5 separate regions of the Homo sapiens genome follow, and regions 2, 3, 4 and 5 are each linked to region 1. The links are chromatin loops, found by intact Hi-C in ENCODE. Cell type or tissue: endothelial cell of umbilical vein. All regions are shown on one strand.

Evidence for each region. Peaks named below come from ENCODE experiments on the same cell type or tissue, not always from the same donor. Only the 100,000 strongest peaks of a DNase experiment are listed, where the experiment ranks them.
Region 2: a loop joins it to region 1, with 2.5 times the contacts of the local background. A loop is called at or near these places in 1 of 110 quality-filtered maps.
Region 3: a loop joins it to region 1, with 2.6 times the contacts of the local background. A loop is called at or near these places in 1 of 110 quality-filtered maps.
Region 4: a loop joins it to region 1, with 4 times the contacts of the local background. A loop is called at or near these places in 1 of 110 quality-filtered maps.
Region 5: a loop joins it to region 1, with 11 times the contacts of the local background. A loop is called at or near these places in 1 of 110 quality-filtered maps.

What each region holds. Positions count from the first base shown.
Region 1 is chr13:71,623,002-71,628,001 of GRCh38, forward strand. All of the region lies in intron 3 of DACH1 (dachshund family transcription factor 1), which reads right to left. Among named protein-coding and RNA genes, the nearest start is that of DACH1, 240 kb to the right of the region's middle. In endothelial cell of umbilical vein, no CTCF peak of the experiment used is centred here; DNase peaks (open chromatin) are centred at 1,830, 2,360 and 2,890; H3K27ac peaks cover 3,546 bases.
Region 2 is chr13:71,787,540-71,792,539 of GRCh38, forward strand. All of the region lies in intron 1 of DACH1 (dachshund family transcription factor 1), which reads right to left. Among named protein-coding and RNA genes, the nearest start is that of DACH1, 77 kb to the right of the region's middle. In endothelial cell of umbilical vein, no CTCF peak of the experiment used is centred here; a DNase peak (open chromatin) is centred at 2,572; H3K27ac peaks cover 652 bases.
Region 3 is chr13:71,496,878-71,501,877 of GRCh38, forward strand. The region is part of intron 6 of DACH1 (dachshund family transcription factor 1); the gene reads right to left. Among named protein-coding and RNA genes, the nearest start is that of DACH1, 370 kb to the right of the region's middle. In endothelial cell of umbilical vein, no CTCF peak of the experiment used is centred here; DNase peaks (open chromatin) are centred at 2,544 and 3,304.
Region 4 is chr13:71,239,138-71,244,137 of GRCh38, forward strand. No RefSeq gene overlaps it. Among named protein-coding and RNA genes, the nearest start is that of LINC00348, 230 kb to the left of the region's middle. In endothelial cell of umbilical vein, a CTCF peak has its summit at 1,966 (motif pointing right); a DNase peak (open chromatin) is centred at 1,994.
Region 5 is chr13:71,318,202-71,323,201 of GRCh38, forward strand. No RefSeq gene overlaps it. Among named protein-coding and RNA genes, the nearest start is that of LINC00348, 310 kb to the left of the region's middle. In endothelial cell of umbilical vein, a CTCF peak has its summit at 2,441 (motif pointing right); no DNase peak of the experiment used is centred here.

The DNA of each region.
Region 1 (5,000 bases):
CTGCCTTCTGCTTATCTGCATCAAAAATACATTTAATAGTTTATATAGGAAACTAGTACATGTTATAAATCATGCTGTAATGATTTTATTACATATAGAAATGGATTTAAGAATATGTGTTCAAATATTTCAAAGTGAAAAATGATTTTTTTAATATAGAAATGTATTTTTCCACAGTCACCTGTTGCCATCATTAATGTTTCTATTCCTTTACATGAACAATAAAGATCAAAAACAAATTATGAGAGAAAATGCAGAATAATGCTATCCAATTTCTAGAAAATAATGAAAAAGAGCTTCATAAAATGATCAGTTATTAATATACTCATATGACATTTTAAAATAATCTAATTTAAGCTATATTTTTTAATATTCATAATTTTTCCACAATAACATAGCAATGTTAACTCTTATTTAGCCTCTTCCAAACCCTAATGAAAAGGATACATAGTACCAAGGTAGAAAAAGTGGCATCATCCTTTTTTTATATTCAAAATAAATACTGTCAATACTTATCCATCATATAATGCTTGCATAATATGTAAATAGATGTTATAGTATACTTAAGGATGCCTTGTTTTGGAACATGTGGTTACTTCTGATTTTTTATTTTAAAAATTACTGTCAAAAATATCTTTTTGCCCTTTATCTTTTATTGAGGTTTCAAAAATCAAAGAATTTTAGAGCCAACAGAGAAATTAGGCAAAAATTCCTTATTTATTAAATAAAAAAGACGAGCAGTTAAGTGACTTATCTAAGTAGTTAAGTTATTTATTAACTACATTATTACTGGAAGCTAAATCTTCTGACTTATTTTGCTCTCTGCTCCCCTACCTGAGTTTTTGGCTGTGTCTAGAAGGACTTACTTGGTCACACAATAACATATTCACATTTTACACAATGATGTTTTGATAATCTTGTATTAAATTAGCCATTTATCCTTTAGATTTTCACATTAGACTCTAATTCAAAGCTGTTGAAAGTGAAGTGCACATACTGTTTTAATAACAACATTCCTAATCATTGTCAAACTGGTAATTCTCTATCTTGTTTAAAATACATAATGAAGAAAAATTGCCATAAATAGTAAATATTTAAAAATGCATTTAAATTGATGGAATAGTAGCTTAGTACATTTTTTGTCTTTTATTATTGGGGTAAGCAATTTTGTGTAAAAATTTCAGGATATGAAGATATCTTTTGCATAGGGGATGATATTAACCATATGGCCTATTCTTAATCAATTGAATTACAAACCATGGTGGTTCCTATACTTTTAAGAGATGCTTATGTGGTCTTCCATTAAAATATCCACTAATGGGACATTTGTGAAAAGATTTATATTTGAACATACTTTCTTGACCACATGTGAAGCTACAGAGAGCAAATTCATTAATTAAACTACTTATATATTAATTGACAGCTATCAGTTCTAAAATATTTCTCATTTCATGTGTCAGAATCTTTCTGGACTTTTAGGGTAGTCTTGTATATGCTCCACGTTTACAAGACTGGCTGTTAATATTGTTAAGTTTTACTCACCAGGCAGGAAGAAAGATCTTAAAAATCATTGTTAGGCAGAAAAACATTCTAGTTACCAAAACAAACAAACAAACAAACAAAAAAACTTTCTACATTTAATCTGTTAAACAATAGCAAATTTCTTGTGAATCAGTGATACTGTAATTGAACTGGAGACATTTTTAGAGCAAGCTTGCTTTGGCTTTTTCACCCTCCGATTTGGAATCTGCTCACAGTACTGCCAGCTTAACCAAAAAGGATTAACTCTCATATCCAACTGAGAACACAGATAATTCTCAGTAATTGGTAAAAAATGAAGATGAATGGGGCTGAGAGATAAGGAGCAATTAGCTCATCAGCAGTTACAGCTGTGCACTCAATCCGGCTCCATCTCTTGAGTCTCGGCCCCTTTTAAAGAACCTAAGCAGAATAAGCATAGGACACCCCCTCCCTGAAAAAATTGCTATACCTGCCCATCATTTCTCTAGTCTTCCATTTTATTTCCTTACTATACAAAGACACCTGTCATAGCATGCTATGTAAATTACTACCTCTCTCAGGACCTATGTCTAAAGCCAATCTTCTTTTTAAACTTTTTTTTTATAACAGAAACCAAATGACTACTGTAGACACTCTTAAATTCCCTGTCAATCGTTTCATTATAGCAGCATCATCTGTTTGAAAATATAAGCAATTCCCTCATCTAATTATAGGAAGGATTTGAGGTTCATTAACATTGCCAAGGCAGAGAATCCAATGTGCAATTGCAGAGCTCTGCTTGGTGGCCTGCGTTCTCAGTTTCCTTTTATTTGCTTTCTCAAGGTCTCCAAGAGTTTTTCCTGAAATCATAAAATTAATCTTTTCCTTCCAAATAGACACATGTGTTAGAAGAAAGGAAATGACTCCAGCATAAACTATTTTGTTTCTGCAGGAATGGTTAAAATTAAAGAAAGATAAGAGTAGGGTGAGCTGAAGAAGATAATTTTATCTCTTTAACTGCCTGGCTTTTTTTCCCTTCATATATTTGTTTTGTTTTATTGGTTGAGGAATAGAAGAACTAAGGAGTGATAAATACCCTTGAAGGTGACGGCTTTATTCTCAAACTCAAGTCCTTAATCTTACTTGAAACTTCTACATTCTTGTAACGATTACAAGTTTGAGAAAATGAAAAACAATCATATGTTTTGAGCATGTGAAATGTGTTCAGGTTTGTTGATCAGGGCATTAGTGTACCCTTGCCTATGTTCCACAATGTTCAGAAAGAGAAAATACTAAAGTCTTACAAGTACTTCCCTTCCTTAAAGAAATTACAGCAGTTAGAAGGTTATGACTATGGTTTAAACAATGAGATTTTCTTGGGACATCTGTTTTGAGATTACATTTTGAATAGATATGAACTCATTTCCTACTAAGCAAGCAATCTACTATTGTTGATAGCTGTTTACCAGTTCTATGAGTCAGATATTAGCTAGTGGCAAAGGTCCCTCTTAAATCCTCCAAGTATTTTTTAAACTGTATACATAGTGTTTTCCTTAAATAAAATGTTAAGAGAAGTAAAAATGCAGTCTTTTCCTGCCTCTTGGTAAATTATACTCCACAAAATGTTGCACTTGGGAATAATATTTAATGTATTTATCTTTAAAGAGTTACTTCCTTTGTTGTCATTAAGGAAGGGAGTAAGATACTAGGTTTAGCAAGTATTTAAATAACATAGAAACGATTAAGAGATGCTCACTATGTCAATATTTATATACTATTTAAAAACTAGAAGTAAAATTAAGTTTCCTTTATTTAGATTAAACTGATTGTGATTAATTTAGTATTCTCAAAAGTGTGCATAATGCCAAAAAAAGGATAAACAGATTAAAACATAGCTATAGACACTATCAAATTGACCTTGGGTTCACCGGTTTTAAATTCCGCCTTTGCATTATCCCAGTCCCAATTTCCAAGCAGCATTTTTTAAGCTGGTTATGTAGATCAGTCCTTAAAGCAAAAAAAATAGCAACTTATCTGGCCTGTATGTTGTGGATAGTGTTGCCACTAAAAAGAATCCAGGACATTTTTCCTTCTTATCTGCAATGTAGCTCATATCAGCCAACCTGTCACAAGATAGTACTTGATATAAACAAGAGATTGCAAAGACATCTCAGTAATCAATATCAGGATGGCTACAGTATGGAAACCCCAACCAGTGCATATCATCTGTCTCAGCATCTATTTCTATGGCCAAATGAAGCATTAATTCAAATCATAAATCTATGGTGATTTAAATCTGGGAATGAGCACCTGCCTGCTTTAATGATTTATTTTGTACATTTCAGTAAGCAGGAGATTTGTCCATATGAACTGACAGGTCACCTTCAGATGCCAAGAGCAGACTGTTTATCACCATGCAGACTAGCATCTCATCTTAGCAAGTAAATATTAAACTAAAAGAATCCAATTGATTGTGGATGAGGGAGAATGGCGACATGGCCATATATTTTACTCAGTGTGCTGATGCCTCACTCGGATCTATCCTCAGGTGCTCACTTCCTCCTAAAGTGATCATTTTGTTGGAAAGATATGAGCTCAAGGTTACCATGTAAAATTGGGATATAAAATAATTATTCACCATTGTCAAAGCTTTCTTTAAACATCTTTTTCTGGCTAATTTCTAAGGTTCCTATTATGAACCGGGAAGGGTTGTGTGATACAAATTTTTCCTGTCGTCTTACCCAGCAAATCAAACCAAACAAAGCAAAAACATAATCTGTTATCTGGGGCTTTAAGGATTCATTTACAATCAAGGAAAAAAACAACGCTCTTACAAAAAAAAAAAAAAAAAGCCTAAAATGTTTAACAGAACTTATGAGCTAGATGAGTGCAGGAGAAAACAAGAGCCTTGAATTGTCTTCAGAAATGTCACCGGATTTGGGCAAGACTGAGTAGCAACAATACATCATTTAAGTAGCACCCCTCTGAAGGGTTTCACTACTTCAAAGAGTCAACAGTTGATAGATTCATGAGAGCAGTCTGTATTCTAAAATATAGGCCTTGGAGATTCTTGGGATTCCTTCTAGAATTCATGTGCTTCAGCACCGCTTCCTAACCACTTCATGGTAATCGGTTCTCCTGGAGGATTCAGCACATCCTGTTATGACTGCCTGCTTACCTACCTATCTCATCCATAGACTGTATGCCCCTGAGTCCTGGGCCTGTGTTGTGATTATTTTTGTATTCCTAGAATGAGCTAATATTGAATGTCCTACAAAATCTCTAAGATGCAACAGCTGCCCTGAAATCTCCTCACAGGCCTGCAGCTTAGCAAGTAATAGCTACCAGAGACAATGGAAAAGCAGGTGGAAGCAGTTGATGGTGGTAAGAAAGGAAGAAGGTGATTTCCAGGAGGACAGATTTGAAGAAATCATAATAATAATAGCAAAAGCAATCCCCAATCTACCAACCTTACTGATGACCAAACAACTTGATAAGCA
Region 2 (5,000 bases), 160 kb after region 1:
CGCAGCATTCTGTGGATTGGAGAGATGTAGCCTCGCTTCGCTTGCCTCTTTCTCCCGAGGACAGTAATCAGTCATAAAAACAGCTCTCCTCCTTCATATCAAGCCAACAGCTGGAAACTCTTCTGCAATGTCAAATTTAGCACGCACCCCTTACTAGGCACTGAACTTAGTCTTGTGGGTCTGCGCTACAGTCTTAAATGAGTATTCCCGGGCCATAGTTTATCCTTTATTTTTGCGTAACATTCTCATTGACTTTGGTGCAACTCTATAAAGGAAGCAAGGATTGAATATCATCCTTTAATGCCAAATTTACTACAGCTGAACAAAATGAGCGGAAATCTGGGAGGCTCATGTCAATAAACAAAAGATAAATGTTTAGGAGACTTAATAACTGAAAGGAGCTCAAATAGCACTTTCTTTGGAACTATTTTTAAAAATACAGTGATATAGTAGTGTATAGAATTTAGTGACAGTTTAACTGATATTTATACAGTTTGTATAGTATATGTGAATATATAAACACACTATGTGTGTATGTGTATGTGTGGGTGGGTTTTTGTAGTAACTGCTGAGATATTAGGCCACTAGAAATTTCCAAAACAATTCACAGATACAATAAATGCCAGAATCAAATAGGCAATGTGGAAGACAGACGTCAGGTCTTAGAATCCCTAGATGTGAGATCTGGTTCAACTTTACCATTTTAACTTTCCTGGGGATCAATCTATGAAACAAAGAGGTGGGATTAGAGACACTCTAATGTTCTTTCCAATTCATACATTCAGTTAGTCTATAAAGACTCTTATAGCCAGTTTCTGGGCCAAACCTGTGGCTTTTATATGTGTGAGTATCTGTGTTTATATACACAAATATGCATATACATTTCTGTGTATGTCCATATATATACCTATATGTTTATACTAACATATAACGAATCAAATAATTTAATATTGTGATAACTTCCAAATTTAGAATCAAATGTGAAGAAATATATTTGTCCTGTCTGCTATAGGGTAGTTTACTGCACACACACACATCACACATACCCCCCCACACACACACCTTCTTCTACCGCTATATTAGTTCATAAAATGTAAAATACATTGTTACTTTTAATTTCTTATGGTTACTTTTGGAGAGATCAAGGACATTTGGGCAGACATGTGTGGCTAATGTATCATAATGAAAATAATGTACCCAAGTTGAACTTCAACCTTTTTTCACAGCTCATAATTGGAAAAAATGCATACAAATATGCTGTTGTAATAACTTAAATAGAATTTGTGCTTCCAAACTCTTATAAACCTCCATTCTGAAGCATTATTACAATTGATTCTAAATGTTTATATCTCAGATATACTTTCATTCAACTAAAATGCACTTAGAAAAATTTATTCTCCAGAAATCAAATCAGTGTTGACAAATATGATACCAAGTTCTGTTTTAATTGTAACAATGAAAGAAAATAAATATTATGTATTACTTATTAAAATTCCTTCTCCAAAAAAACCAGACTGGAAAATAATCAGTCTGTATTCAGTTCACAAGATTCCTTTATCTCACATGGATAAAGTAAGCCAAGTCAAATTCTCAGTGCTTACTATACACATTTAACTCAAAAGTTATTTAATTCTGTTTACTTTGTAAAATGTATGATTTTACTCTGTTTAGATCACAGTGCATTTAATTTAGGAAGAAACTAGAAGATTTAATATGAAAACTGGCAAGTGTAAAAGCAGTATTAAACTGTCAATCACAGCTGATATTGCAGAGCTTCATTATTTAACTGAATATGAAGATTAGACACCCTATGTTATGCATATCAATTTAAAATAAGAAATAAATTTAATCTTAAGTTGGAAAAGTGCATAAAGATTTGCTTGAACTGATGGGATCTGATTTATCCCATAAAAAGTATTATTTCTGAGTTTATCATATGTGCATATAAGTCTATATATATAATAAACATATCAAAAGTTTTAGATTTAAAAAATTTAGGTATTTATGTTGCCTTTCACTATCACCTTTTTCTATATCTGTAAGAGTACATTATAAATATTAACATTAAATCTACTGGGAAGGCAGCTGTTGCACACTACACGCTAAAGGGCATTTTAACCCATTAGTGGGGTTTTCTCTGACAGATAGAAGTATATATGAGTGAGTGATTGTTGTGCAATAAACCTGGGAAACATGTAAATTGCATTTCCTCATGGCATATTGCAACTGAATTAGAATATTGGACAGACATAAACAATGCAATCAAACCGTGCCTTTTATTGAGCTTCTATTTGACTTAGTATTCATCTGTAACAACAACAACAAAAAATGTGTTTCTCAGGGTCTGTGACAATGCAGGCCACAAGAGATTCAATGTCAGTGCCGGCATACAAATTTATTAGTCTATAAAATTTGACATTCTCTTATTTATTCACAGAAAGGACAAATAAGATATTTTTTCATACTTACCAGAAATATCTGGGAGTGTTTATATGCCGCTCCATCTGGAGGATGCAAATAGTCAGAACTGCTTTACAATTCAGTAGGCAAAAGCCTGCTGAAGGATAACAAATGACTTCATGGTGAAACTGCTATTGAAATTCTTTCAGTATGTGATATTAAAAACAACTGAACAAACAGAGATAAGGGACAAATAGGATTTGAAACAGACTTTTTTTTTCTTACAGTGCAAAAGAAAAACAAACGAATGCTTTAGTCGAACCTATATATACCTTTTAGTGATTTCACAGCATGGATTTGCTTAATGCATGATAGTTTTTAACTGAAGCATCTCTAGAAGTCCCACTAAAACCCAGGAACCAATTCTAAAATGTCTCCTTAGGGTCAAGAATTATAATGTTGACGCTTAAGAAAAACGAGAAGTCAACATGACTCTTTTGATGACTTGACTTAGAGTTTCACGTTTTGGCCTTTGGCATAATGCAGGGATGTGGAGGTTTAATAAATATTTGGTGGTTAAGATGCTGTAGTTTAAAAAGGCCTTCTAAAATTATGTGATATACAAAGATAAAAGCAAAAATCTAGAGTTAAATATTATGAGAACCAAAGTAGTATAATGAGAGCTACCAAAAAGTTTACTTGAAAAATGCATTTCATTTAGTTCAATCTCTCTTACATAGAAGAGGTTCTACAAATGTTGGCTTTGCAAGACAAACTAATGTTAGTAACTTCCAGGTGATCAGGAAAGTCAAAATCTAAGAAACACAAAAAAGCATTACTTTGCAATGATTATTTTTATTTCTTGCTTTGAAGGAAAGATGAAAGGCTATTTAGTTAGGTGTTCTTGTTTTATTCTACAGCTGCATCAAAGCAACTACCTCAAAATTTACAAAACAGTTCATAGAGCCCCCCGGTAATTGAAGTATAGGCTAAATGATCACATCAACAACATATGAACATTAAATCTGCCAAACAAAACTCAAATTATTAGGTCTTCAAATGATCCACTATTTTTCAAGAAATATCCAGTAACGAAACAGCTGACTGAAACCCTGACATGACAACGATTTTTAGATACTTCCCAAGATAGCATTTCTGTGTATTAATGTACAATGGGCCAAAATTATCAGAAGCATATTACAGTGATCTTCCTTTAGTCAAATCTAGATTCTTTAGGACTAACTCTCTTTACTTACACCTAAAAGTGTGCCATGTGCAACCAGCTGTGCTAATATAACCCATTTGCTCTTTCGGACGTCAAACAATGATTTACACTAAATGAAGAAATATTATCTTCTGAGGCTAATGCAGATTATTTTCTTGATAATTTATTTTTAAAATAAGAGGGTGGAGCTATTCTTTGTTTGTTTGTTTGGTTTGGTTTATTTTTTTGAGATGAAGTCTCACTCTGTCCCCCAAGTGGCAGGCGGGAGTGCAGTGGCGCTATCTTGGCTCACTGCAACCTCCACCTCCAGGGTTCAAGTGATTCTCCTGTCTCAGCTTCCCAAGTAGCTGGGCTTACAGGCACATACCACCATGCCCAGCTAATTTTTTGTGTATTTTTAGTAGACATGGGGTTTCACCATGTTGGCCAGAGTGGTCTCCAACTTCTGACCTCGGGTGATCCACCCGCCTTGGCCTCCCAAAGTGCTGGGATTATAGGCATGAGCCACCGCTCCTGGCCTGAGTGTGGAACTATTCTTAAAAGTACTAACCTTCCAAGTGAATTCACAGTTAAATGGGATTATAATATTTTGATGGGCAATAAAGTTTCATCAAAACTAGTATATTTTGATGACTGCCCAACTACAACTTGTTTAAGTATATAAAGAAGCAGATAGCTCCAATATAGTTTGCTCATTTCACATATTTGCTGGTCAATCAAGTCTAGGTTGGTATTATTAAAGTCTAGCTCTAGCTAGCAACCTCTCCACCAAAGCCACCTCAGCAACCCACGGAAAGCTCACCCTCTTTTCCATGGAGGGACACTCTAACTGTATCACTCATTTGGTACATGATGATGTATGTCTTTGCATTTCCTCTTGTGTCGCTTCCTTTTAATTACTTTTCTTCTTAGCTTCTTATCCTGTAGATCTTGCTTCCTTACCGGATTGTGGTATTGAGACCACTTTAATACTTGTTAACATTTCATATATAACCCAACCCAATGCATTTTACTCTAACTTTTCCGCCCAGTAAATTTCTCTGAATAAATGACATATTAAGCTCAACTCTAGTTTGCAAAATGTGATGTAGATAGAAATAAATAATTAAGTATAATTTAAAGCAGAACAAATTGTGTATTTAAAGGAAATGTGAGTTCTAAAATAAGTGTTTTGTACACACACACACACACACACACACACACACACCCCTGGAATCCAGACAGCAGGAAAAAAACAAGATGGATGATTATCAATCAGCCTTTACATTATTCTGAAGATGGTGGCTAACGGTTCCTATTTTCCTCAAAGTCAAAGGATACTTTTAGTTTTGATAATAGACAATAAATTCTGAAAATAATTTTATACAATACAGGG
Region 3 (5,000 bases), 130 kb before region 1:
TTTCCTATATTTTACTTAATGCCCATTCTTCAAATTCTGGATTTAAAGTTACTCCAGAAATTTTTATAAAATTGACACCAAAATGCAAGACATGATACAGCTATGGTAAAATGAAAAGCAAACCAGGCTTGATTAAGAAAGTATGAATTCAAGTCCTGGCTCTACCAAGTACAAGCAAATTTTAGAGCTAAGAACCTGTCTCTTATTTGAGACTCATTTCATTTATTTATTAAAACGATGATTACCAATTCAAAGGATTATAGTTTAAATCCAATTAGATTATGCATGTGAAAGTGCTTTGTAAAATATAAAATACTATATTAATATAAAGTATGAATGGATGAATAATTAACAAATAATCCAATCAATTATACATTTTATAAATTTCATTTTGGAAACTTGGCTTCAATGTGCCACGGAGGAAATTCTGTTCTTGTACCATAAGCCTGTGGTTTCTTCCTTTTTTTTTTTGAGACTGAGTTTCGCTCTTATTGCCCAGACTGGAGTACAATGGCTCAATCTCGGCTCACGGCAACCTCTGCATCCTGGGTTCAGGTGGTTCTCCTGCCTCAGCCTCCCGAGTAGCTGGGGTTACAGATATGGGCCACCGTACCGGGCTAATTTTGTATTTGTTGGTAGAGACGGGGTTTCTCCATGTTGGTCATGCTGGTCTCGAACTCCCCACCTTGGGTGATCCGCCTGCCTCGGCCTCCCAAAGTGCTGGGATTACAGGCGTGAGCCACTGCGCCCCTGCTCTAAGTCTGTAGTTTCTATATTATGTCTCTCTGATAAGGCTTTGATGAAGATGTATAATGTTGATGAAAGAATTATTACTGTATACATCAGTTTCCTTATATGGACTAACCCTGAGTTAGTTTGGTTAAAATTGACTTTGATAGAAATAATTTGGGAAAGGGCAAAGAATATGAACTGGTTTATCAATTTCTCTTCAGGTGGCAGGACCTAGAGGAAATATGTGTTGACACACACACACACACACACACACACACACACACACACACACAGATACACAGACACACACACACATACACACACAGTACAGGTTTTGCAGAAATAGACTGTGAATAACATAAAACCACTTAAGAGGCTTCTTGGATATACTTCAAGCAGCATTAGAACTCTGAATTTTGAGTTTGAGTGAATAAAAGAAAAAAAAATATATGGGAATGAAATCATTGTGTTTGGCAGAATGTTGGAGGTTTGCTACAAAAATACACCAAACTCACAGTGTTGCCTAATTTAATGCATATGTATTCCACGCTTATTATATGCAACTATCACCTATATCAGTGAGTCTTAACTTTTGAATAGTTCTCTTTTGAGATGCTTATGAAAGTTGGGGACCACTCTTTTGAGGAGGAAATCGATCATCTAGTCGCAGCTACCTAACATATAGTAAGTACTTATTAATATTTACTGAAAGAATATGTGAATGAGATAAGGCAAAGCAAAAGCTGGAGGAATACAGACTGCAAAAATGAGAAGGATATAGTCTTTGCCTGTCCCAGGGTTATACCACATCCATGATAGTAAAACTAAAAATACCTTCTATTGGAAAACCACTCTATTGATTACGAGGCAATTTCACAGACATTATCTTGAGTTAAGAGGAAGCTCTAGGAATAAAATTTTTTAAATGCATGCATTTATAATCTCAATAAGGTTATATGCCAAAAGAGTGATTCAAATGGCACCTGGTGCTTATTTAGAAAAAAGAAGAGATTCTGTTTAGATGATGTGAGTTGAAAGGGGAAAGAAGAAAAAAAAAAAAAACCACCATGGCAAGAAACGGGCACTGAATTTTGGGGAAGACTTAACTAGAGGGAGGTCAAGAGGTTGTATGAGGAAACCATGCAAGGATAACAGCTCAAGAAAATCAGGAACCCCAATTCCCTGAAGAAACTGTATTTTTAGGGGGAAATCATATTTTCTATTATTATGCTCAAAAAAGAATCTTTAGTTTCTGGCTATTCTGTATCTGTATTTCAAAAATTTCTGTATTCAGAAATTCTAAGATCAAGCTATCTATTAATATTTCCAATCTTGGCCTTGACAGCAAATCCATCATTATCTTAGCAAACTCATCTGAGGAGACAAAACTTGAGAACTCGGGTATCTGTGTACAGAGGTTTTTGTTCCTTTGACAATTTGAAATTTCTTGGAAAAAAATGGAATGGCACCAAGCATTAAACACACACACATGCGAGCACGCGCACACACACACACACACACACGCAGACACACACACACACACACACACTGATTTAACTTTCAAATATTTTGGGTTGCATTCACATCTGCTTGACATAAGTCATCAGTGTTTATGCAAGAACTGGCATAGCTTAGGCTGAAAAGATTCACTTAATTGACCTTTCTGTCATTTCCATGACCCAGTAGGTTTAACCTCACTGCTGATACTGCAGGTGAATATGGGAAAGCATTTATTGAAAGCTGCAAAACAGACACGGTTATATTTCCTAGGTTGATGTTTTGCATATCTGCACAGTAGGGCCATTAAGTGTTCTAAGAGCACAACGGAAACAATCATAACATTTGTTTTTAGATGACTGACTCAGAACATGTACACCAGGCTTTATATAGAAACTGTTTTTGTTTTATTAAGGGACTGTTTGCCTGTTAGTGATAACATCATTAAAAATAAATGAAAGGGGGCTGGTAAAATGCTTCCCAAAAGCAGAAACCTAATTAAAGGTGATATGCCTGCTATGAGGCTTTTTTTTCAGAACTCAGAAATAGAACAAGGTTAGTTCTTTCTCGTTTTATAAGGCCCAAAGAAGACCTCACAGTAAAACATCACTTCTGATCTAATTTTCTATTTCTGTGTACTTTAATAATCTACTTTAAAGTCTGCGCTTGCCCATAGAAAGTGAACCAGTTTTGTGCCTACAGATAGATTCTTCCTCATGTCATACCGCATGAAAAGAAAATCTGATGGTTCAGCTCAAACAAAAAATGCACTCCCTTTTAAAACAAATTGTAGAGGTCGTAAGATGTTCAGTAATAGTAATAGTAGATGCATAGTGCACCCATAAACATTCCACAGCTCTAAATGACCACTTTTGAAAGTCTGAGTTAATGATTAAAAAAAATTTCCAAATCAAGGTTTATAATTTCAGAAAGAAAAAAAAAAGTAGACCCTTTTATTTTAAGGGGTGGAGTTACTCTAATTTCATGGATGGTGGAAAAAGCAGGAAACTGCATTCCCTTGATAACTCTGCCCTTATTGTGCTGTGACCTTGGCCAATTTACTTAAATTTACATCTGCCAAAAATGAGTTTCTGAAATGTGCTTTGAGAATTTTCGGGGGGAGGGAGGAAGAGTTGTCTCATAAATCCAAGGCCTTTTCAAAGTTAATATGACTTTAGAAGTAAAGCAAAAATGAAGAGAAATGCTAGGCACCATCACAGGGTGCCATAGTTTGATACCCTGTTCTCTTCTTATCAGCTCTGCATAGCTCTAATTCATTTATGAGTCTCCAAGCCGAAAATGAGTGTCATTGCTATGTGAATAAAACAGAACGATTCTCAAATAATACCCCTGAAATACACACTAGCTCTGGTGTTGAGGACTGATATTCAAAGTCTAATTTGCACGTAACTTTTAGACTAAAATTATCATGGAATTATAAAAAATGTAAGAGGCCTTTGGAAATCACCTCATCTACATTCTTCATTTTTCAGATGAAACAAGCCCAATAACTGATTGACCCAAAGTTTTTCAAACCCAAGTCTGAAGATTCTCATTTCTTTTCTCATTAAAAGATAAAGTGTCAATTTAGACGAAATACATGGAAAGCACAATATTTTGAATGATTCCATGAATATGGCCACCCACAAATATACATATATAGACTGAACTCTGGCCTTTTTTTTTCTCTCACTCAAACTTCTATCTAAGAGGCCTAGGGAGTCATGCCCTACAAATCATAGAATCTACTTAAAAAGTGGTTTTTTTTTAAATTAAGCCTGAATATTGTGGCTCAGTTTCCAATCTGACTCTGTTAGAGCATCATAGGACCACAGACCCCTTTATCTTAACTTAAGCATTCATTTCTACGAACTTCAAGTCTTTAAACAATAGCTTAACTCTCTCAACTGAAATTGTCAATCAAAGAGTCTCTAAAATCCACCTATGACTGTAAAAGCCCCTGGTTCGAGATGTCCTGCCTTTTCAGATCAAACCAATGTATATCTCTCATGTATTGATTTATGATTTTCCCGGCAATTCCCGTTTCCCTGAAATGTATAAAATTAAACTATAACTCGATCTCTTCGGGCGCACTTTCCCAGGACCTCCTGAGACTGTGTAACACGAGGCTGCAGACACTCACATTGGCTCAGAATAAACCTCTTTAAGTATGTTAGCAGTGCTTGGTTTTTCAGTCATCACATATACGCATATATGAAAACAGGTGAAATGTGAAGCCTAATGGGATATTTAGTAAATGTTAAGAGATTTTAGGAGTGATAAAGATTATGTGTTTGTGATTTAAGAAAAGATTTACCCATCTTTAGAAAATATACACTGAACGTAAAGTAGAACAAAAAAGAAAAACATTAAAAATATGTACAGATTACAGAGCATATGTTTGAGATTTGCTTCAAAAATCTCTGGAAGAAGGGAAGAAATTGGGTGGAAGTATGAGACAAGATTTGCCTTGAGATGACCATTGTTAAAACAAAATGATGGGTAGGCATATGGGAATTCAGTACTCTTCTAATTTTATGTATATTTGAAATTTTCAATAATAAAAAGTTAATAGAAAAGGAATACTACTCAGTAAAGATTCTATTAACTTATAACTTATTCTTTCTTCAGAGTCAGAGGCATTGCTATGATGATGTTCATCATTACCATAAATAACTAGCACACAGAGAGTGCTTCCTATGTGTGCAAAGCAATGTTTTAAATGCTTTGCATGCACTGGCTCATTTAATCCTTACAACAATTCTGTTACT
Region 4 (5,000 bases), 380 kb before region 1:
ATACAAAGTAAAGTATAGGAGAAAGTGAGAAACCCAAGACTTCATACACATATGTAACATCAGTGATTCTTTTTTAACGCCAACCTGCCCTCTGAAAAGGAGAGTTTGGCATAAACACAGGATGGAGAAGTCTTCTCACAGGAGCAGTAACAATTATTTTTCTAATGTGCCTATCTAGTGCATTATGTTTTTCCTGCTCATGTGTACACCGGAACACATTCTACTTTCATGCAGCTATTTTGCAGATGTGCCCTTTTAGCCCACGTAGAGGAAAAAAATCCCTTTTTAAGGAGTGCTCACACCTCAGTCACCTGAGTCTTTCTAAGTGATGAGGAAACTGCTTTGTTTCCTTTCTCAATTTCTCCATATGAGAATTACCACCTCAGAAATCTGTGGAAGGTTTAGATCTTGGCTAATCCACGGCAGGCCAGTGAGTGCTGGTTTCCTCTTCCGAAAATATTTCTATTTTTTCCCCTCCCTCCTCAACCTTTCCTCTCTCTCTCTATCTTCTTTTTTAGTAAACATTTGTTGGCCCCAAATTTTAAATAATGAGCATTTTCACAATATGAATACTATGTTTCCTGTTTTTTTTTTTAATGATATGCTAATTGGAGACCTCCATGTTACTTTGAATGAGAGGTTACATCTTTAATCCTGATCTTGTTCTTCTAATCTCTTCTTTAATTGAAATTGATCAAAAAAAAAAAAAAACCTACATAGAGGCAGAGGTGGATTGGGAGATGGAATTTCCCCTTTCTTTACATAGTGTTTACTTATTCATAGATTTGGTCAAATGGTCCACCAGTCAATAAGCATATATATACTCTGCTGGTTGAACCCTATTTGATAGCCCTAAGGGCTGATGGAGCTCCCACTTTCCTAAAATAATACTAAGAACAACCATCTCACTTCCCTTAACAATGACATAGAAACAAAGCTGGGTAATTCCTTTCTACGTGCTTTTTCAGAACAAAGGTTAAGGTTTTCAGGAATGAAAAACAATTAGATGGGTGTTGAAGGTTGCGGATGGAGTGATTCTGCTTTTATGTCTGTCTTTTTTTTTCTTACTTTTTAAATGAGAAGTTGTGAATATCCATAAATGGACATAGATTATGTGCTTAATGGGCCTTTTTCTTGCTGACTATACTCCCAGAGACAGTAGACCATTATCTATCACTTTGCCTCGAGTACTATATGAGAGGTTGTTCCCCCTATAATTATTGTCCATAACTTTATGGAATCAAAATAAAACAATCTAATAAATTAATTATTATAAATTAAAACAAAATGCATTGTTTCAAACTATGTTCAATGTTGTTTTAGCTATTTTTATTACATATTATTCTTTTGAGGCTCACACTCTCCTCCTTACAGCTACTTTAGAAATGGAAGAGCAATTTAAATGCAAAATGCCTTTTTTTCAAAGAGGGTGTAAGTCTACAAATGCATCATTGTGCATGTGGATGAACATTTCATAAGAATGGATAATGAGTAATGAGGTGGATCTTTTTCTCCAATAAAATTACTTATGAAATTCTGTGGCAGGCACATTCTTCTATGATTAAATAATTCCCAACAGTTCTCCACCATTTTCTTTTTAAATTTACACTTGGGTTTTACTTGCTAATGTTTTTACTCCAGATTTCATGAAGGTCAATATTCCTCTTATCTCTCCTACAATAATGTAAAATGTTTCTCTTGTCACTTTATATTAGTTACTTCAATAAATAACTAATTTGGAGGGTCATGATGTCCAAATATACTTTCTCTATTTTGAGAGATATATAAACATTGAATTTTAATATCCCTACCACAAAACAAATTTTTCATTTGAGATAACAATATTTTTAAATGCATATACACTATACCTAACACTTTGATATTTATTTATTTATAATTATACTCAAAAAGTTCATGGGGACATTCTTCACTTTTGAGACATAGGCTGAGCATGGGTATAGCAGTGTCCACTAGGGAGAGCTGCCTTACAGCACACCACAGCTATCAGCATTACCACATTTGATAATTCTCCATCACCAGTAACAGTAATGGAGAAAACAACAGTAGCTTTTCCAAAGCAGATGAATTTGATAATAATATCTTCCCAAATCCAATGTAATCGTGTGATTTTATATGTGATTCACAGGTAAATAGAAGTGCATAAATCATCAATTTTACACTTTGCTACCATTTTAATTTGAAATGAACCATGTTGCAAACCATTCTTACTCTCTAATTCATCACTTCTCCTTGGGTGAGTAAAAGTAGTTTTATGATAATATCTCTGATTATAAGAAAAAAAAACAAGTCACTACATGCACTATATTAAACATTGTAAAAAGTTGAGTTAGTTAAGAAAAAAAATATATACAAAGAAGAGATAACTTACCAGGACAAAGCACTGCTTTCAAACGTTAAAAAATCACTCATGGGAAAACAACTACAAAACTGAATAGTTTTAATTATGATGCAAGGTCAATAAACTTCATCACAATTTTTTAAAAGGAGAATATGTATTTAAAAGTTTATAACATTATGTCATCCATATAATTAAGCACTTTTAATCACTGACGTTAAGGAAGAGAGAAAATTTCTACTGGATTTTGTTTTTGTTTTAGGGTCATTTAAAGCACAGCTAATTTCACTTTAAAGGAGGAAGAAATAAGAAATCATTCAGATTGGCTAGCAAAAAAACAAAAAACAAAAAACAAAAAACCTCTACCTAATATGCTTATTTATACCTAGCTGTTAAAACTATAAGTGCTTAAAAAGATACCTTCACTGATTGTATAATATTAAATCTTCTAAACTATAAGTGTTTTAAAAATCACACCTACTCGTGACTTGAAACTACTTTTGCTGAATATATGTATATTATCAACCTCAATTACACATGCCTGTTGATTTGTGTACGTCATTCACTAGTTCTTCTTTCCTTTTTCTTTACTTTTGCTGTATTTTGTTTGCACATCATTTAGCTTTGGTTCTAGACTAACAATTACTCTAGTTTGTAATTGAGTTTAAAGGAATATGTTATTAAATCAGGGAATTCCATAAATATTGGTTAAAAGTTATAAATAGGTTGTCTTTGGTATTTGTCAACATAGAGTTCTTTCAATTAAAATATTTCCTGGCTACCACAGCGTGGAAGCTGCGGAAATTGGCTCCACATCCAGCTGGCTGATTCAGTAAGAAATCAGCTGGCCTCAATTTAGATTTCTTTTCTTTTAAAGCAGTGCCAAATTGAGGATTAGTACATTGTGGAGAGGGAGGCGGGCAGCTCCACCCCTGATCGGCCATTCTTCATTCCCTAGAATGGGCTTGCCCTCCCAGCCCCAGCTGTGCACTGAATTAATCTACACAGGGAGCTTCTCTATCTACACCATTTTCAACATGCTCTTCAAGGTCCTACACCACTTCTGACAAAAGCAAAATGTGGCTCTGGTGACTCTGGACTTGGGCACTTCACTAACGCCTTAAATATAAACATTCACACACACATTAAACACACACACACGTATACAGGGGGTGGGTAGCGGTGTGGAGAGAGGAGAAGAGAGACAGTGCTTAAATTGAAAATTGTGGAGACAGTCAACAGTAAATACTGAATCTTAGAAAAAAATGAATAAGAGAATAACAGACAATAACAGCATTTATTCAGAAAACAGATCCATCTCAGGGAATTGGTGTGATTTTACTTCTCCAGAAATTGTCCTTCTAAACTAAGAGTGTGAGAATAATTTAGTTATCAACTAGAAAAGGGTAAGTGAGAAGGGACACTTACCCTTTTCATGACCTAACGCAAATATTTATTATTACCCTACCAGGGACCTCTTCTTCCGTTCAAATCATCCAGGCTTACGTCTAGCACACCAACATTTTCATGTTCTGCCTTGTACCTTCTCGAAGCTCGTGGGCCAATTATGAACTAATCCTGCTTTTATACCAACAAAGAAGGTCATATATATACAGTTTTATTGTAGGTTATTGTTCCTATAAACTGTGACCTTTTGTAAAGAATGCTCAGCCCTTATTTTAGAAGTATTACTGATGATATTATCTAAGAAAATTGTTCAGGGTTATGACCTCACTCAAACTGTGATCCAGCCAACCATATTTGTTTGAATTTAGTCTTGTTTTTTATAATCATCTATCTGACCATGAAAGGAATTTGCTTGTCTGCATTTTCATAAATATCTGCAAAAGATATTATATTTATCATGAATTGAAATATTTTTAACACTAAAGAGAATACAAAAAGTATTTTAGCAGACAGTAATGTTTTATTTACTTCAGCTAATTTTCCTGATAGCTTGGAGTTTACATTATATAATTTGGATAAGTAGAAAGAAAATACACATCTAAAGGAACTCTTCATCAGCTGTGCTATGAGGCTCTACAGAGATCATATTAGCAGAATTGACATCCTGACAAAAAACTTACCACAGCAAAGATATTAACACTGAGAAATGTGACCAATGTATTTCAGGCCCTGGTCATCTGTGCTTTTGCCTATAAATAGATTTCATACATTTCCTTAATTCATTTTTTCTAACAACCACTGGTTCTTTAGCATGATCTGGGTCCAAGGTCAAAAGCTACTGCTCGCTACCAGTGCAGCTAAGTCACTGAGAGTTATTTTACCTTTCGGGCTTTCCTTGTGATTTTTCACAAGTTTGTAATACTAGTCCATGAAGCTATCAAATCTTCATCTATAAAAATGTATTCTGAAGCAGTTGAAAAAAACCCGAGACTGCTCTTTAAAATATCAGGTTCTGTGTATTGACTTAAAATAAAAATTACACGGAAAAACAAAAAGTGTGATGTTGGTGATATTGTTTAGGTCATATTGTAGGTTTCTGCTTATCATTTCTGGCTGAAATAGAAAACCTATATGAAAGAATTGACTTGTAAATGTAAATGTTAACCCAGTTTATACAAAAAGCATATTTGTGTGCCCTCTCTTCAGAGGTGAATTTTAAAATCCGTATTACTTTTGT
Region 5 (5,000 bases), 300 kb before region 1:
AAGCCTTAGACTTGAGATTGATTTGGATCCAACCTCAAGAAATTCAACATTTCTTTTCAATGTAGAGCCTTGCTGTAAAGTGAAATCCTTCAGAAGTATATTTTTCAGTCTCAATATCACACTCTAAAGTAAATTCCATCTTCATATAAAATTACAGGCAAGCTTTTATGTAAGTTAAAAGATGAATAAAAAATTCTGAAAAGGTAAAATCTTTAGTCCAAAGGTGCAAGAGACTGCTTTACAATCTGGCACCAGTTAAAAGAAGGTGAGAGACAGACAAACTGGCTGTCATGGCAGGGTTGCACATTACCTGCAGTGTGGAAAACCAAACTCTGATGCTGGAGTAGCCATTCCTGCTGAGACCTTATTTCTGTAACTACACGCTTTCTTTCCGTCTTGTAGGTAGGATTAGCATGAGACCCATTCAGGAGATTCTGTGTCGTATAAGTTGTTCCTGAACCTTAGTGTGCAATGTAATTACCCGGAAATAGGTTGAATATGCACATTCCTGGCCTAACCCCAAGTGATTTTGGTTTAATAGGTCTAGAATAGGTACCAGAATAGGGTCTTATTAAAAATAAACTTTTAAATTTGAACTTACTTTACACTTGTAGGAAATTCATAAAATTGTACTGAGTCCTTTTATTTCCCTCACTTTACTTCCCATAGTACTAACATTTTGCATAAACGTGGTACAATTTATGATATTAGAAAATTGTCAGTGGTACAATATTACTGATCTACAGAGTTTATATGAATTTCACCAATTTTTCCATTTATGCCTTTTTCTGTGCCAGGCTTCCACATTGCATTTAGACATTTATCCTTTTCTCCAATCTGCAACAGTTTCTCGGTAATCTTCTCTTAATTAAACATTTTAGGTCTATATGATATCAGCTGATTTGCAATAAAGTTGGAGAAGATCCAATTAGAGGATCTTTGTCTATCATATGCAGAATTCCAGGGGAAATTCCCTGGAATTCCCCTGAATTATTATAGATACTATTATTTCTATGGATTGGTTACAGTTGTCTTGGATACATATAACTTCTCCCTTTTCCTTTTGCTTATCTTTTGGTATAAATCCTACAATATGCTTTTATTTGAACAGGATTTGTACTCCACAAGTACAGCTTTACTGAGTGGGCTGTCATTATGCTGGACTGTAATCCATTGACGTTACATTTCTGAATTGCAGATACATGTGATGCACTACTCTGCCATTTCATGAGTTGGCTTATTCAGGTGGTTCATATAAAGCTGATTTTATAGAAACATTTTTGTGCACTTTGCCTGTGTCTCACTGCTCTAGACCTGTATTCATGTCTCAAATGTATCACTCAGTTTTTGAATAAGCTTGGATAAATATCTATCCTTTCTGCTTCTTATTTCCTAACTATAAAATGGAGAGCCTGCAGTGGGATCACACCTGTGAACAGCCGTTGCACTCCAGCCTGGGCAACACAGCAAGACCCCATCTTGAAAAAAAATAGGGAGCCTAACATTGCCATGGAATTGTAGCTCTCAAGGAGACCTTAGATAGCGTTGAGTACAAAGCACCAATTTAACATGTAAAAAAATTGAGACACAGTAAGGGTATGAACATACTAAGGTCAGCCATCCATTACTGAGAAGAAAAAAAGTTAAACCTCAGGTCTCCCTACAGATTTGAACTTTTTCCATAATCCCTATGTTCTAATGTACTGCACCATTATTACTCTTCCAACATTCTCTCAGAGGAAAGGGATCCCTCCTTCCAAGGTTTGTCTCTGCCTCTACAAGAGATTCTCATTCCTCCAACTTTGATCTCTTTATGCCTTCTTCTCTGTCTCCAAGTTTGTCAAGTTTTGTTGTTTTCCTTTAGCAAATGACAACAATAGTAATAAAATAACAATAAAAAAGAAATATTTCCTACTATGAATTATTCATACCATTGCATTTTCCATTTGTCCCCAAATCTCTTGAATATCTCTGCTTCCTTAAAATTTACTTACTCTTTATCCCATCTTATTCTGTCTTCTTCCTTATTTACTGGAACATCACTTATTCATACCACTGGTGGCCTACACATTTAAACATTCAAAGGCTTTTTTTTTTCTTTTGCTCTTCATCTTTCTTCACCTCTCCAAAGGAATTAAACTGTTAACCACATACTACTTCTTGAAACTATGATCTCTCGGCTTTTCTAGTACTCCTCTCTCCCTGGTTATCTGTTCTTTCCAGCTGTCTTTCACACTGGTTTATTGTTCTTCACCATTTTTTAAATATCATCATCCATCTGGCTACATTATTTTATAGTCATTGGTAATACACTGACTAGGTGTTGGTCTTAGTTTGTGTGCCAGAAATTCAGCTCCTTCACCCTTTTTTGTCTGCTCAGTGAAAATGGATTTGAGCCTTTTAAATATTTTTTCTTTGCCAATTGGTGTGATATTAAGCCGTGTCAGTAGAGGGCACTGGAGTGACATTTCAGAAGAAAAGGGTTTTTCTTACTGGCTCAGTGCTTATTGAGAAGGCTCCTGCAACCAAGTTGGCTTCTCCAGTGTCCAGCTTCTGTGGTGTCCTCAACTTTCCCAGGGCCCAGGGCCTAGGTGTGGGGTTTGTTTTTTGGCAACAGGCTCCTGCAGTCCATGCAGATTCTTCAGCACCCAGCACCCACAGCACTGACTTCTTTGGTATCCAGTTCCTGTGGTGAACAGCGGCCAGCAACATCCATCAGTCAGCAATGTCCCCTAGCAACTCTCTAGGGTGATTTTGCAGCAGGATACCTCTAATAAGACACCTCCCTGTGAACAGCTTTTCCCAGAACTCTAGATGGCCGACTTCTCTGCCATTCAGTGAGCCGGGGTTGTACCCTCCCTAACAAGATCTTGATCTCAGCCTGGGGAACTTCTGCTTGAGTGTTGTAACTTAGCCCTATGGGTAGTGACTCCTTATACCTATTCCTAGAAATTTTACATTTCACTGGACTTCTTCCTCATCAACTCTTTATTATTCTATGCTCCTATTATAATTGATAATTCTTTACATTAAATGTTTTCTCTTCAAAGTACTGAGTGGTTTCTCTCTCCCATTTGCACTCAGTATGTTACAGCTTTCCCATTGTCATACAATCTGGTTTTCCCAGAGAGCACTGCCATAGATAATGTTTTACGCGCTACTACTTCTATTATGAAGTAGAATTCTAAGGAAATAACAGTGAGGGGAAGGGGAAGTGAAATAAAGAAGGAGAAAGAAGATGGATTTGTAATAAAGCTGGAGGTAGCCATTGTTAACACATGTGCCTTTGATGCGTTAGTAGATTAGTTTGGACCATGTTTTGAAAGTCTGTGTGAACTAATGGGAGTCTATTTGGAGAAAGAAGAGAAAATAATTTATTTGCTGGCTCTTGACTTTCGCTGATCACTGTTTCCCTTCACAGTGCATTAGGTTCCCTGTACTAACTGTGTGTGCAAGGGTGCCAAGCAGATCCCTCCTGTTGTCTCACACACAGTGCCAAAAGGGATGTCTTGAAGCAATAGGGTAAAGATACAAGGTGTGGACTCGAGGAGCAGTGCCTGCATAAGAGTGCTCAGTGCCCCTGCAGCCCTTATGATTTTAGTGGTGATTTGGGTGAAACAAGTAGCCGGGGTCCCAGAAACAAATAAGAATGAAAGTATGTGAAGAGGCACATATAATCCAGTGTACTTCACATAGAATCTTATTAATGTCTGTGACTTGAACTACATTCTACAAGTAGATGAATCTCAAGTCTCTATCCTACCTGCACTTTCCCTCCTGAGAACCAGGCTATACCTGTCCTTACAAATGGTTAAACAACAAACATGTGTGAATGCCTCACAAGTGCTATCTTACAAATGCTGTAGCTTGGGTATGTGTAAAACTGAATTCAGGCCCAGCGTGGTGGCTCACACCTGTAATCCTAGCACTTTGGGAGGCCAAGGCGGGAGGATTGTCTGAGCTCAGGAGTTCGAGACCAGCCTGGGCAACATGGTGAAACCCCATCTCGACTACAATACAAAAAAATTAGCCAGGCATGGCGGTGTGCACCTGTAGTCCCAGCTACTCGGGAAGCTGAGGCAGGAGAATTGCTTGAACCTGGGAGGTGGAGATTGCAGTGAGCCGAGATCGCACCACTGCACTCCAGCCTGGGCGACAGAGTGAGACTCCATCTCACCCCCACCAAAAAAAAAAAAAAAAAAAAAAAAACAAAAAAAAAAAACTGAATTCAATTTAATATTTTCAAAACATACTATACCTAATATCTTTAATCTTAGTTAAGAGGGTCACTATCCATTTTTTCTTCTAAGATGGAAGCTTTGATTTTCCTTGGGATATCACTCACTGTCTTACTGATTCAAATTTAATTGCTCACTAAACCTTTTTTCATTTTCCTTTAGAAATGTCTCTCAAACTAGCTTCTATTTTTATTGTCACTGCATGCTCTTATCCCAGGTTTATTCTCATAACCCTCTCAAATTATTGCAGCAATGTCTACCGCAGCCCCTCTCTAACCCCTTCAACATGATTATTATCTTAAAAAAAATAACTCTGTTACTTCTGTACTTTAAAACCCACCTTGGCTGCCCATTGGCTACAGACCAAAATCCAAATTCTTGGCATGCAAAGTCATTCATTGTACACCCCCAATTCATTGTGCATCCTAAAGCCACGATTTCTTCTTACACTCACTCTCCTCTCCACCCAGCTTCTTTTCCTGTATGATGTTTTCAGGCTTCTGCCTTACTGAACTTTCCAACATATGATGAATATTCCCACATTTTCAAGTTTCAGGACTTATGCAAATGTTTTTCCTATTGCTTAGAATAGGGAAAGAATCCTACTTCTCATAAAACACAGACTAAATGGCACCTCTTCAGTAACTTTCCTACAAGTTAAGTGTTCTCTGAGCTCCCACAGCACATTTCTTTATTATTCTAAAAGGATTTTCATATTTTATGGTAATTTATTTGTTTTTACACCTGTATTACCTACTATAT